2 separate regions of the Homo sapiens genome follow, and region 1 is linked to region 2. Evidence: read pairs that join two places in POLR2A ChIA-PET (ENCODE). Cell type or tissue: MCF 10A. All regions are shown on one strand. Links, peaks and the distances in the headings refer to the core of each region. The heading gives the core; the rest is flanking DNA.

Region 1 (5,369 bases), core at 258-5,257, 330 kb after region 2:
ATGCTTGAAGGGTTTTAAAACAGGATAAGAAAAATAACAATAATTTGTTCAATAAAGTACAGGATTGCTGGGCACGGTGGCTCAAGCCTGTGATCCCAGCACTTTGGGAGGCCAAGGCGGGCAGATCACCTGAGGTCAGGAGTTCAAGACCAGCCTGGCCAACATGGTGAAACACTCTCTACTAAAAAAAAAAAAAAAAAAAAAAATAGCTGGGCATGATAGCGGGTGCCTGTAGTCCCAGCTACTCAGGAGGCTGAGGCATGAGAATTGTTTGAACCTGGGAGGCGGAAGTTGCAGTGAGCTGAGATCGTGCACTCCTAGCCACAATTTGTATTCAGAATTTAAAGCACATCACTCAATGTTCAGATTAGCACTTACACACACTTCATATTCATACTCTGTGGTTTCTTGTTCGGAAATCATTGGTGATAGCAATAATTATACTGAGTACTATAGGAGTAATTACTGCTTACAGATTGGGAGTGCATGTGGATTGTGGCTATTACTTGCAGGATTCTTTCTCAATGTACAACACCTAAAATGGCATCTGCTCTGTGCTAGGGCTATGTAAGCGTGCTATAATGATCACAGGGTAATTATGAGGTGCTGTAGGAGATACCTAAGGCTCTCCTGGGGTGTCAGGGATGTTTTCTGGAGGAGATAAGGTCTAAGCCTAGACATGCAGGACAAGCAGGTGAACTTAAACAGGTGAAAGAGAGTCTTCTTGGCTGAGGAAATAGCAGGTACAAAAGCCTCGGGCTCAGAGCAGGGCCAGTTCTCTCAACAGTTCAGTATGGCTGGAACTTATCCTGTTAGGAGTGGAAGATGAGGAAAGTAGAGAGGAAATGGGGCAGGAATGAATACTGCCATGGTGAGGGAGAGGTAAGCAGGACCCAGTCAGGAGGACTCTGACACCATCCTAAGGAGGTTATAGTTGATTCTCATGGTCAAAACCCTTTGAGGGTGGAGCCAAGTCTCTGGCATCTTTGCTCCCTGGCTAAGTGAAAGACCAGCCATCCCCCTTCCTTCCCACTCACCTACAAATATATCTTGCACTATGAGGCTGCTGGGTGCCAACCACCAGGGAAGGCCTGTCCGCTCAAGAAAGCAGTGGGAGGCCAGGCCCGGTGGCTCACGCCTGTAATCCCACCACTTTGGGAGGCCGAGGTGGGCGTATCACCTGAGGTCAGGAGTTCAAGACCAGCCTGGCCAAGATGGTGAAACCCTGTCTCTACTAAAAAATGCAAAAATTAGCTGGGTGTGATGGCGCCCACCGGTAATCCCAGCTACTCGGGAGGCTGAGGCAGAAGAATCGCTTGAACCCAAGAGGTGGAGGTTGCAGTGAACCGAGTTTGTGCCACTGCACTGCAGCTTGGGCGACAAGAGCAAGACCATGTCTCAAAAAAAGAAAAAGAACAAGAAAAAAAGAAAGAAAAAGAAAAGAAAAGAAAGCGGTGGGAGATGGCGGGGAAGGGAGGGAGAGGAGTTAAGAGGAGAAAGCTGGAAGGCTGTGAGAGTGGGAGATCTCCAGGGCTGGACTTTCTGTGGAGTCAAGCGTGTCTGTGGTGTCTGTCGCAGATTGGCTGATTCTGCAAGTGCCCTATGCGCCAGTGTTCGAGGGTGAGCCGCTAGTCCTGCGCTGCCGCGGCTGGTACGACAAGGTGGTCTACAAGCTTCACTACTACCACGACGGCCAGGCCGTGCGCTACTTCCACTCCAGCGCCAACTACACTGTGTTACAGGCGCGTGCCAGCGACAGCGGGCGCTACCAGTGCTCGGGCACCATGCGCATCCCGGTGGAGAGCGCGCCCATGTTCTCCGCTAAGGTGGCTGTGACAGTGCAAGGTGGGAGAGACCAGGGGCCCCGGGAGGGAGGCAAATGAGCATTGAGAAATTCTGGGACAGGAGCTCGGCGAGAAAAGAAGGGGCGGAAGTTCAAATAGCTGCCACTTGGAGGGTTTCTCTTAGACTATGGACGCTGTCTCCTCTCCTTTGCCGTGAAGCAGCGCTTGATCCGCCGCCTGCTTGGAGGCTGGTCCCTTTCCCCGACGCACATCCTGGCTTCTCACTCTGGCTGGGGACTCCCACAGAGAGGGCAGCTCTGGCAGGGGCAGGGGCCACTGTGGGACTGGGACGAAGGAGCGACTCCCTAGCGTCCTGCAAGGCAGGCGCAGCGTCTCCTATTCTAGGCTGCAGAACCCGAGCTGAGTGTCAGTCGGGATGTGACATGAAGCGTCTGGCCTGGTCCCTCTTCCTTTCAAGCTTTCCCCGTCCCTCGTGGACTCGGTCCCCCTGCCCCACATTTCAGAAGGCTCCCCTTCCCCCTCCACGTGGACACACGGCCTCCTCCCCTCCCCCCTTGGTCTGTGGGTCTGCAAGGAGCCCTCGCGGGAAGCAGGAAGGAGCGGGGTCGCGGAGCGGTGGACAAGCCGGCGCCGTTGCTCCCCGCCCTCTCCGTAGAGCTGTTCCGGGCGCCGGTGCTGAGGGTGATGGGTCCGCGGGAGGCCCGCGGCGCGGCGCTGGGTGGGGTGGTGCTGCGCTGCGACACGCGCCTGCACCCGCAGAAGCGCGACACGCCGCTGCAGTTCGCGTTTTACAAGTACAGCCGCGCGGTGCGCCGCTTCGACTGGGGCGCCGAGTACACAGTCCCGGAGCCCGAGGTCGAGGAGCTCGAATCGTACTGGTGCGAGGCGGCTACCGCCACCCGCAGTGTCCGGAAACGCAGTCCGTGGCTGCAGCTCCCGGGGCCGGGTGAGTGCCTGCACACCCTCCCGGACGCCGACCCTGGCGGTCAGCCCTGCTTCCGCCTCTCGGCACCCACGAATCACCCCCGCCCCCTGGTTCCCGTCCCGCCCCCCGCCTTTCCCATCTCCCCTTCGCCGCCCTCCTCCTCACCCCTCTTCCGGCCTTCCCCATCCCCGCCCACCGCCCTACGCCCCTCCCCCAGCCCAGCGCCGAGAAGAACCATGCAAGCCGCGCGTGACTGGGCGTAATGCATTCACAGGTTCTCCCCTGGACCCGGCCTCCACCACCGCCCCAGCTCCATGGGCCGCAGCCTTGGCTCCTGGTAATAGGCCGCTTTCCTTCAGAAAGCCCCCGGTGTCCAGATCGGTCCCGTTGGTCACCTCCGTCCGGAACACCACCTCCACCGGGCTGCAGTTCCCGGCGAGCGGCGCCCCGACTGCGGGGCCACCCGCCTGCGCTCCGCCGACGCCCTTGGAACAATCGGCTGGAGCCCTGAAACCCGACGTGGACCTTCTGCTCCGAGAAATGCAGCTGCTCAAAGGCCTTCTGAGCCGGGTGGTCCTGGAATTAAAGGAGCCACAGGCCCTCCGGGAGCTCAGGGGAACGCCCGAGACCCCCACCTCTCACTTTGCTGTGAGCCCGGGAACCCCAGAGACCACTCCTGTGGAGAGCTGAGGGGGCGGCTACCGTCCCCTCTGCAGGCTCATTCCTCCTTGGTCTCCTGCTTCCCCTCACGCGAATTTCTTTCAAAGCCATCTGTTTGCATCCTTGTGTTTTGCTGTGGTTTTTAAAGGAGCGCCCACGAAGTGTAGTGGCTGACGATTTCAACCTCACACAGCAGTTTGTAACCGCAAGCATTCTCTTTGAATTCTCACAGAATTCAGCAAGAAGTAGAAACCTGTTATTTACTACATTGTGATTTAACTTTGGATGTGAATTTAGTCACCCTTAGCCCTTCAGATAAGCCTAGCCAGTACATATTTCAGCACAGGCAGTTTTTTTGGTATTTAAGTACATTGAGGTAACTGAGCACTTGAGAATATTTTAGGGTCAAAGTGTAATTATTCATAATGAATTTACTCTGTTGATATTAAAAAGACGTTCAGTCCTATTACTGATGAGTTTACATCTTCAAATAAATCCTGGGTTCTATTTAGTTTTGGCGAGAGAAAGTTGTTTGTGTGGGCCTCCCATTCCCTGGTTAAAAGGGTCAGAGTCTTTGGGAGGCTGAGGCGGGGGGGGGGGGGGAATCACCTGAGGTCAGGAGTCCGAGACCAGCCTGGCCAACATCGCGAAACCCCGTCTCTACTGAAAATACAAAAATTAGCTGGGCATGGTGGCAGGCGCCTGTAATCCCAGCTACTTGGGAGGCTGAGGCAGGAGAATTGCTTGAACCTGGAAGGCGGAGGTTGCAGTAAGCCGAGATCGTGCCATTGCACTCCAGCCTGGGCAACAAGAGTGAAACTCCATCTCAAAAAAAAAAAAAAAAAAGGGTCAGAGTTCTGTTAGACTTAACCCAGGTGCACCCCCTGCCCCAGTGCAGCTAGACAGACTGATGGGCTGTGGTAGCAGCAGGCAGACTATGCTAACCTTAGCCGTATATTAAATAAGTGTACCATTTGCATTGAGAAATCTTTTTGAAGAAACTTTAAGACAAATCCTCAAAATTGAGTTCTCATTCTTAGCAGCTTTTTTCTTAAGAGCCTTTCCAACATGAATACACCAAGATACACACATGCACAGATCAGTATGCCATCCTGCATGGTGACTTTACTCTCACTTAGTTAAAAGAAGAAAAGTGAGAAGCCATTTCAATTGCAATTTCATGGTTATGTTCCTGGAAAGTCCCATTTTGATGGGTTTTCCCATCTGCCTACTGGAGCCATCAATCCTCTGCAGAGCTAGTGTGATTTGTCCTCAGGAGGCCTCGTTCTCATCAGGTCCATATCCTTCTTCAGTTAAGTTTCACTGTTAAGGCTTAGAGCTGTAACAACTGTACCCTCTCATCCTTTACTTCTGCTTGATAGATGTTGCGTCACAACCCGATTTTCCATTTCTTTCTGAGTGATTAACCAGAATAATATCAACAGCCTTCATCCTATTCTTCTTAATATTGTTCTTCACCATATTATTATTACAAAGCCACTGAAATTATACAGAGAGGCAGGCAGGCAGGCAGGTGCACACATAAATTACACTGCAATGTGATAAGTGCTCTATGAAACATGATAGGAATTCAGAGAAGAAAGTTGAATTTTTAAGGAAGAGCAAGAACTACCACATGGAGATGTGAGAAAGATTGAGGGTATGGCAAGTAGGCTGAGGAAGCAAAGACACAAAGAAATGAAAGACTGTAGCGTGTTTATGGAGCTACAAATAATTGGGAGTGGTTGGAGAATTATGTGTGTTTATGTGTATCTGTGTAGGTGTATTTTAGGGAGGAGGTGACAGAGATGAATATGGGGAAGTAGGAAGGAATCAGAACATGAAAGTCTTGTTAAGAAGTGCTTTAGCCTGTTGGATACTTGGGATGGCTATCTGAAAGCATTCCTGACATGAAGGCATCAATATGTCTAATCTGAGGAAATGCTAACTTAAAATTAGACAAGAAGAATCAAACTTAT
Region 2 (5,369 bases), core at 103-5,102:
AGTAGTTTGAGACCAGCCTGGCCAACATGGCGAAACCCCATCTTTACTAAAAATACAAAAATTAGCCGGGTGTGGTGGTGGGCGCCTGTAATCCCAGGTACTTGGGACGCTGAGGCAGGAGAATTGCTTGAACTCGGGAAGCAAGGTTGCAGTGAGCCGAGATCACGCCATTGCACTCCAGCCTGGATGACAAGAGCGAAACTCTGTCTCAAAAAAAAAAAAAAAAAAAAAGTACAGGTTGAGTATCCTTTATCTAAAATACTTGGGACCAGAATTGTTTCAAATTTTGATTTTTTTCAGATTTTGGAATATTTGCATTATACCCACCCTAGTTGAGTATCTCAAATCTGAAAATCTGTAATCCAAAGTGCTCCAATGAGCATTTCCTTTGATCATCCTGTCAGCACCCAAAAAGGTTAGGATTTTGGAATATTTTGGATTTCAGATTTTCAGATTTGGGATGGTCGACATGTATTTTATATGAATAGTCCAAACAGCCTTCAAATATTTGGGCTTTTTTATTTTTTCTGGGAAATACTAAGAAATTATAATAAGGGAGGAGACCACCCCTTATATTGTCTTATGCCCAATTTCTACCTCCACAGAAAGAAGAAGTAAAAACTAAAAGGCAGAAATGGAATCCACAGGCAGATAGCCCAGCTCTGCGCCTGCGCCTGGTAGTTAAACATCAGCCCCTGACCTAACTGCTTGTGTTATCTATAGATTTCAGACATTGTATGGAAAAGCATCGTGAAAATCCCTGTCCAGTTCTATTCCGTTCTGATTACCGGTGCATGCAGCCCCCAGTCACGTACCCCCTGCTTTCTCAATCTATCACGACCCTCTCACACGGACCCCCTTAGAGCTGTAAGCCCTTAAAAAGGATAGGAATTGCTCACTTGGGGAGCTCGGTTTTTGGAGACGTGAGTCCACCGATGCTCCCAGCTGAAAAAAGCCCTTTCTACAACTCGGTGTCTGAGGGGTTCTTGTCTGTGGCTTGTCCTGCTACAATCATAGCTATGTTAAGGCTTAGCTGACATACAATAAACTGAACATACTTAAAATGTACAAGTTTTGACACGTGTATACACCTGGGAAATTATCACCGCAATTCGGGTCTGATTTACACGTTAGGCACAGTTCATAGGGCCTACTTTTTTTTTTTTTTTGAGACAGATTCTCTCTGTTGCCCAGTCTGGATCTCCGCTCACTACAACCTTCGCCTCTCAGGCTCAAGCGAGTCTCAAGCCTCAGCCTCCGGAGTAGCTGGGATTACAGGCGCAGGCCACCACGCCCGGGTAATTGTTATAGTTTTAGTAGAGACGGGGTTTCGCCATGTTGGCCAGGCTGGTCTCAAATTCCTGGGCTCAAGCGATCCGCTCACCTCAGCCTCCCAGAGTGCTGGGATTAAAGGCGTGAAACACCGCGCCTGGCCAAAAAATGTTTTATTTTAAATTCAAAATGCTGTAATGGAGGCTGGGTGCAGTGGCTTTTTTTACTCAGCATACTTGAGATTCATGTTGTTGTATATGTGAGCAGTTCCGTCCTTTTTTTGGCTGAGTAACATTCCATTGTATGGATCGGTCTTTCACTTGTTGATTGACATTTGGATAGTCTACAGTTTGGGGCTATTACAAATAGAGCTGCTATGAATGTTTGTGTACAGGCGTTTGTATGGGCATATGCTCTATTTACTCTTGGTAAATACCTAGGAGTGGAATGGCTGAGTCATATTGTAGTAGTTTAACGCTTTTAAAAACCCCCAAACTGTTTTCCAAAGTGAATGTACCATTTTACATTCCCAACAGCAGTGAATGAGTGTTCCGGTTTCTCCACATCCTTGCCAACTTGGTATGGTCAGTCTTTTAAATTTTAGACATTCTGATATGTGTGTAGTGGTATCTCATTGTGTTTTAAATTTGCGTTTCCCTAATGATTAATGACGTTGGACATCTTTCCATGTGATTATTTGCAATCCACATATCTTTTTTTTTTTTTTGAGATGGAGTCTCGCTCTGTAGCCCAGGCTGGAGTGCAGTGGCGCGATCTCAGCTCACTGCAACCTCCGCCTCCCTGGTTCAAGCAATTCTCCTGCCTCAGCCTCCTGAATAGCTGGGATTACAGGCACCCGCCACCACGCCCAGCTAATTTTTATATTTTTAGTGGAGACGGGGTTTCACCATCTTGGTCAGGCTGGTCTGGAACACCCTGACCTCGTGATCCACCCACCTCAGCCTCCCAAAGTGCTGGGATTACAGGCGTGAGCCACCGCGCCCAGCCCCATATATCTTTTTTTTAATCAAGTGTCTGTTCAAATTGTTTGTCCTCCTTTTAGGAGAATTGTGAAAATCTTTTAATTAAAAATGTACATTCTTTCCACCTGATTTAGAACCTAAAAATCTTGAAAGGAAAGAGAAAGAACTAACATTTTCGTGACTGAGAACTGGATGGTGACAAATGAGAAAATAAACACAGTAAAGACAAGTTTGGGGGGGTGACAGAGCAGAGCGAGTTGTGATCCCCGCTCCGTCACCACGTTCGTTTCGTTCCTCTGGACTACTGAGTTAATGATACCGGCAATCAGCGCAAAGCGAGATAATCACCAGCGCACTCTTGGATCTGTATACAGGTTTGTAAACTATGTGGAGGAAACCGACCCATCGCAGTCTCGGCCGAAGAGGCCGGAGCCGGAGCCAGAGCCAGAGCCTGAGCAGGGTCTGAAAAAAGGACCGGCCGTTCAGGACTAGGCCCTGAACTACAACTTGCTCCTCAGGGGTCCGGGTCGGAAGTGACGACTTCATTCACTGAGCAGCCATTTCCGGTTCCCAGTGTGTCCGAAGTTCCTTCTGGGTGTCAGAAAAGACACAAAAACTGACAGGGCGGAACCGCGACACGGTGCCTGATGATATCAAAAGGTCTCACGGCTCCGGAGGGACCCAGTCGCCCACAGCCGCCAGGGGCGCCGCCGGCTCCGAGCCCGTTGTCGAGAGCCGCTCGGCTGCTGGGGTCTGCCCTTCAGTCCTTCCAACTCTCCTCGGACCTAGAGTTCCGGGATCTCACTGCGATCTGGGCGAATTCTTACGTAGAATTCGAAAGGATATGGGGAAGGAAAAAAACAAAAACGGGAACCACTTTGTTTCCGCCCGGTTTCGAACCGGGGACCTTTCGCGTGTGAGGCGAACGTGATAACCACTACACTACGGAAACCAGGCGGTGGCAGGTTTTCCACAAATGACTCTGAAAAGTCAGAGGCTCACCACTGTGTCTCTGACCCACGAGAAAAGTACCCGGGCGGGCCACCCACAGCTTCGGGATCGGGGCGCGCAGGGAAGTAGCCAGCAAAGCAGGTAAGTCCCGGGCTGCTCGCGGCGGGGTCATGACTGAGGGCACAGGGGTGAACTCCATGGTGCTTCCTCAGGAAACTTCCGGCGCAGTCAGGGCTGCAGCCAGAGCCCGGAGATAGTTGGGCAGGGCTCCAGGCGTCCCCGAATGCTCGTCGTGGAGTTTTCCTGATCCTGTCGGGTCCCTAAGGAACGCTTGGCGGGGAGCGTGGACGCCCTGGGGCCAGGCCACCGCGGTCACTGAGAGCCACCCCCCCGGAAACTGGAGAAAAACGGAGTAGAAGAGACCTAGGGGACAGACTTGGCCGGGTCAAGGGAAACCAGCTCATATTTGGAACAAAATACGCCTTATGTTTGCCCAGCACTGAATTTAGAAGCATTTTCACATTCTCGAGTTTAACTAGTTTTGCAACAGTGCCACGAGCAAATTATTAAACGTGTTTTAAAGATGAAGAGACTGAAGCTAGGTAAATTGGACTTGGGTAAGATGGAAGCGCTACTTAACGTTAAGGAGAGTCTGCGACCCTGATGTTCTCAGGCTGTATCTCGCTTAGTGGGACTACACCTTATTATTGTCGGAGGAAACAAATGAAGAGGAAAGAGACCGTGAAGAGTATTCCTGGAGGGACTCAAGATACCGCTGTAGGTAGAACCCCAAGATAGCTGTGTAGAGTGACAGCTGATGTCGAATGACTTCATCTTTTCCACTGCTGCGGGTGAAATTATCTGAGGAGGTAGGAAGAGGAGATGGTTTAGGGATGCCATATGACAAAAGCTTTGGAAAATTAAGAAGAGGCCGGGCGCGGTGGCTCATGCCTGTAATCCCAGCACTTTGGGAGTCCGAGGCGGGCGGATCTCACCTAGGATCAGGAGTTCCAGACCAGCCTGGCTAACATGGTGAAACGCCATTTCTACTAAAAATACAAAAATTATCTGGGCGTGGTGGCGCGCGCCTGTAATCCCAGCTACCCGGGAGGCTGAGGCAGGAGAATAGCTTGAACCCGGGAGGCTCAGGTTGCAGTGAGCCGAGATCGCGCCATTACACTCCAGACTGGATGAAAGAGCAAAACTTCGTCAAAAAAAAAAAAAAAAAAGGAGAAGAAAATTAAGAAGAGAAGGATGAGAGAATTACCAAGGCAGCAGTGAAGACTTACGTGCTGTTGTATGATACAAATGTCCAGGGGCTAGCATGGAACAATGTTGGCTGACTGCGCCAGGAGCTCTAATCTGGCAAGAATCTAGAGGAGAAGGTGGATTGTGGGATGAATAAGCAAAGGAGGAGAGTTAAAGAGTTGGGGGTGGTAGTGAGAGAGCAGAAGAGAAGCACCTGGTTACAGGTTGAGGCTGTGCAGAATGTAGAAAGACATCAGAGATGTTCAATGGTGCTCACTTCGGCAGCACATATGCTAACATTGGAATAATACAGAGAAAATTAACATGGCCCCTGTGCAAGGCTGATGTACAAATTCATGAACTGTTCCTTTTTTTTTTTTTAAAGAAATGTCCAATGGACTGAATGCTAGACAGATAATAGTTTATCAGGTTAAGGAACTTTATCAAAAAATTGGCTTAAATAATAAAGGGAAAATATTGCCTCACAATCCTAGGTAGATCTGGGCTTCAGGTAAGTCTTCACACAAGGCTCAAAGAAGTCTCTGGGCCAGGCGCGGTGGCTCACGCCTGTAATCCCAGCACTTTGGGAGATAGAGGCAGGCAGATCACCTGAGGTCAAAAATCCAAGACCAGCCTGGTATTACTAAAAATACAAAATAATTAGCCGTGCATAGTGGTGCACACCTGTAGTCCCAGCTACGTGGGAGGCTGAGGCATGAGAATTGCTTGAACCCAGGCGGTGGAGGCTGCAGTGAGCCGAGATTGCACCACTGCACTCCAGCCCGGGCAACAGAGTGAGACTCCATCTCAATTAGTAATAATAATAAAGAAGTATCTGGTTTCTCTTGGTCCTTCTTCTTCAATGTGGACTCCATTCTGGGGCAGGCTCTCTACTCATGTTTTCAAAGTGCCCAC

The links. Peaks named below come from ENCODE experiments on the same cell type or tissue, not always from the same donor. Only the 100,000 strongest peaks of a DNase experiment are listed, where the experiment ranks them.
Region 1: POLR2A ChIA-PET joins it to region 2 with 5 read pairs; 5 of 35 experiments call an interaction of 5 or more read pairs at or near these places.

What each region holds. Positions count from the first base shown.
Region 1 is chr1:161,724,243-161,729,611 of GRCh38, forward strand. FCRLB (Fc receptor like B) reads left to right here. Exons shown (of 8, transcript NM_001002901.4): 6 at 1,579-1,845; 7 at 2,461-2,751; 8 at 3,005-3,901. The coding sequence ends at 3,420. Among named protein-coding and RNA genes, the nearest start is that of FCRLB, 5.4 kb to the left of the region's middle. RefSeq lists enhancers at 1,999-2,138, 3,199-3,248 and silencers at 2,349-2,588, 2,599-2,648, 2,679-2,938. In MCF 10A, for the core only: a CTCF peak has its summit at 1,995; DNase peaks (open chromatin) are centred at 1,929, 2,209 and 2,929.
Region 2 is chr1:161,396,566-161,401,934 of GRCh38, forward strand. TRV-CAC1-1 (tRNA-Val (anticodon CAC) 1-1) reads right to left here and starts at 3,207; the gene lies at 3,135-3,207. It also overlaps the pseudogene RNU6-481P. RefSeq lists enhancers at 2,621-2,760, 2,768-3,367, 3,368-3,967 and a silencer at 3,101-3,180. In MCF 10A, for the core only: a CTCF peak has its summit at 2,977; DNase peaks (open chromatin) are centred at 2,836 and 3,126.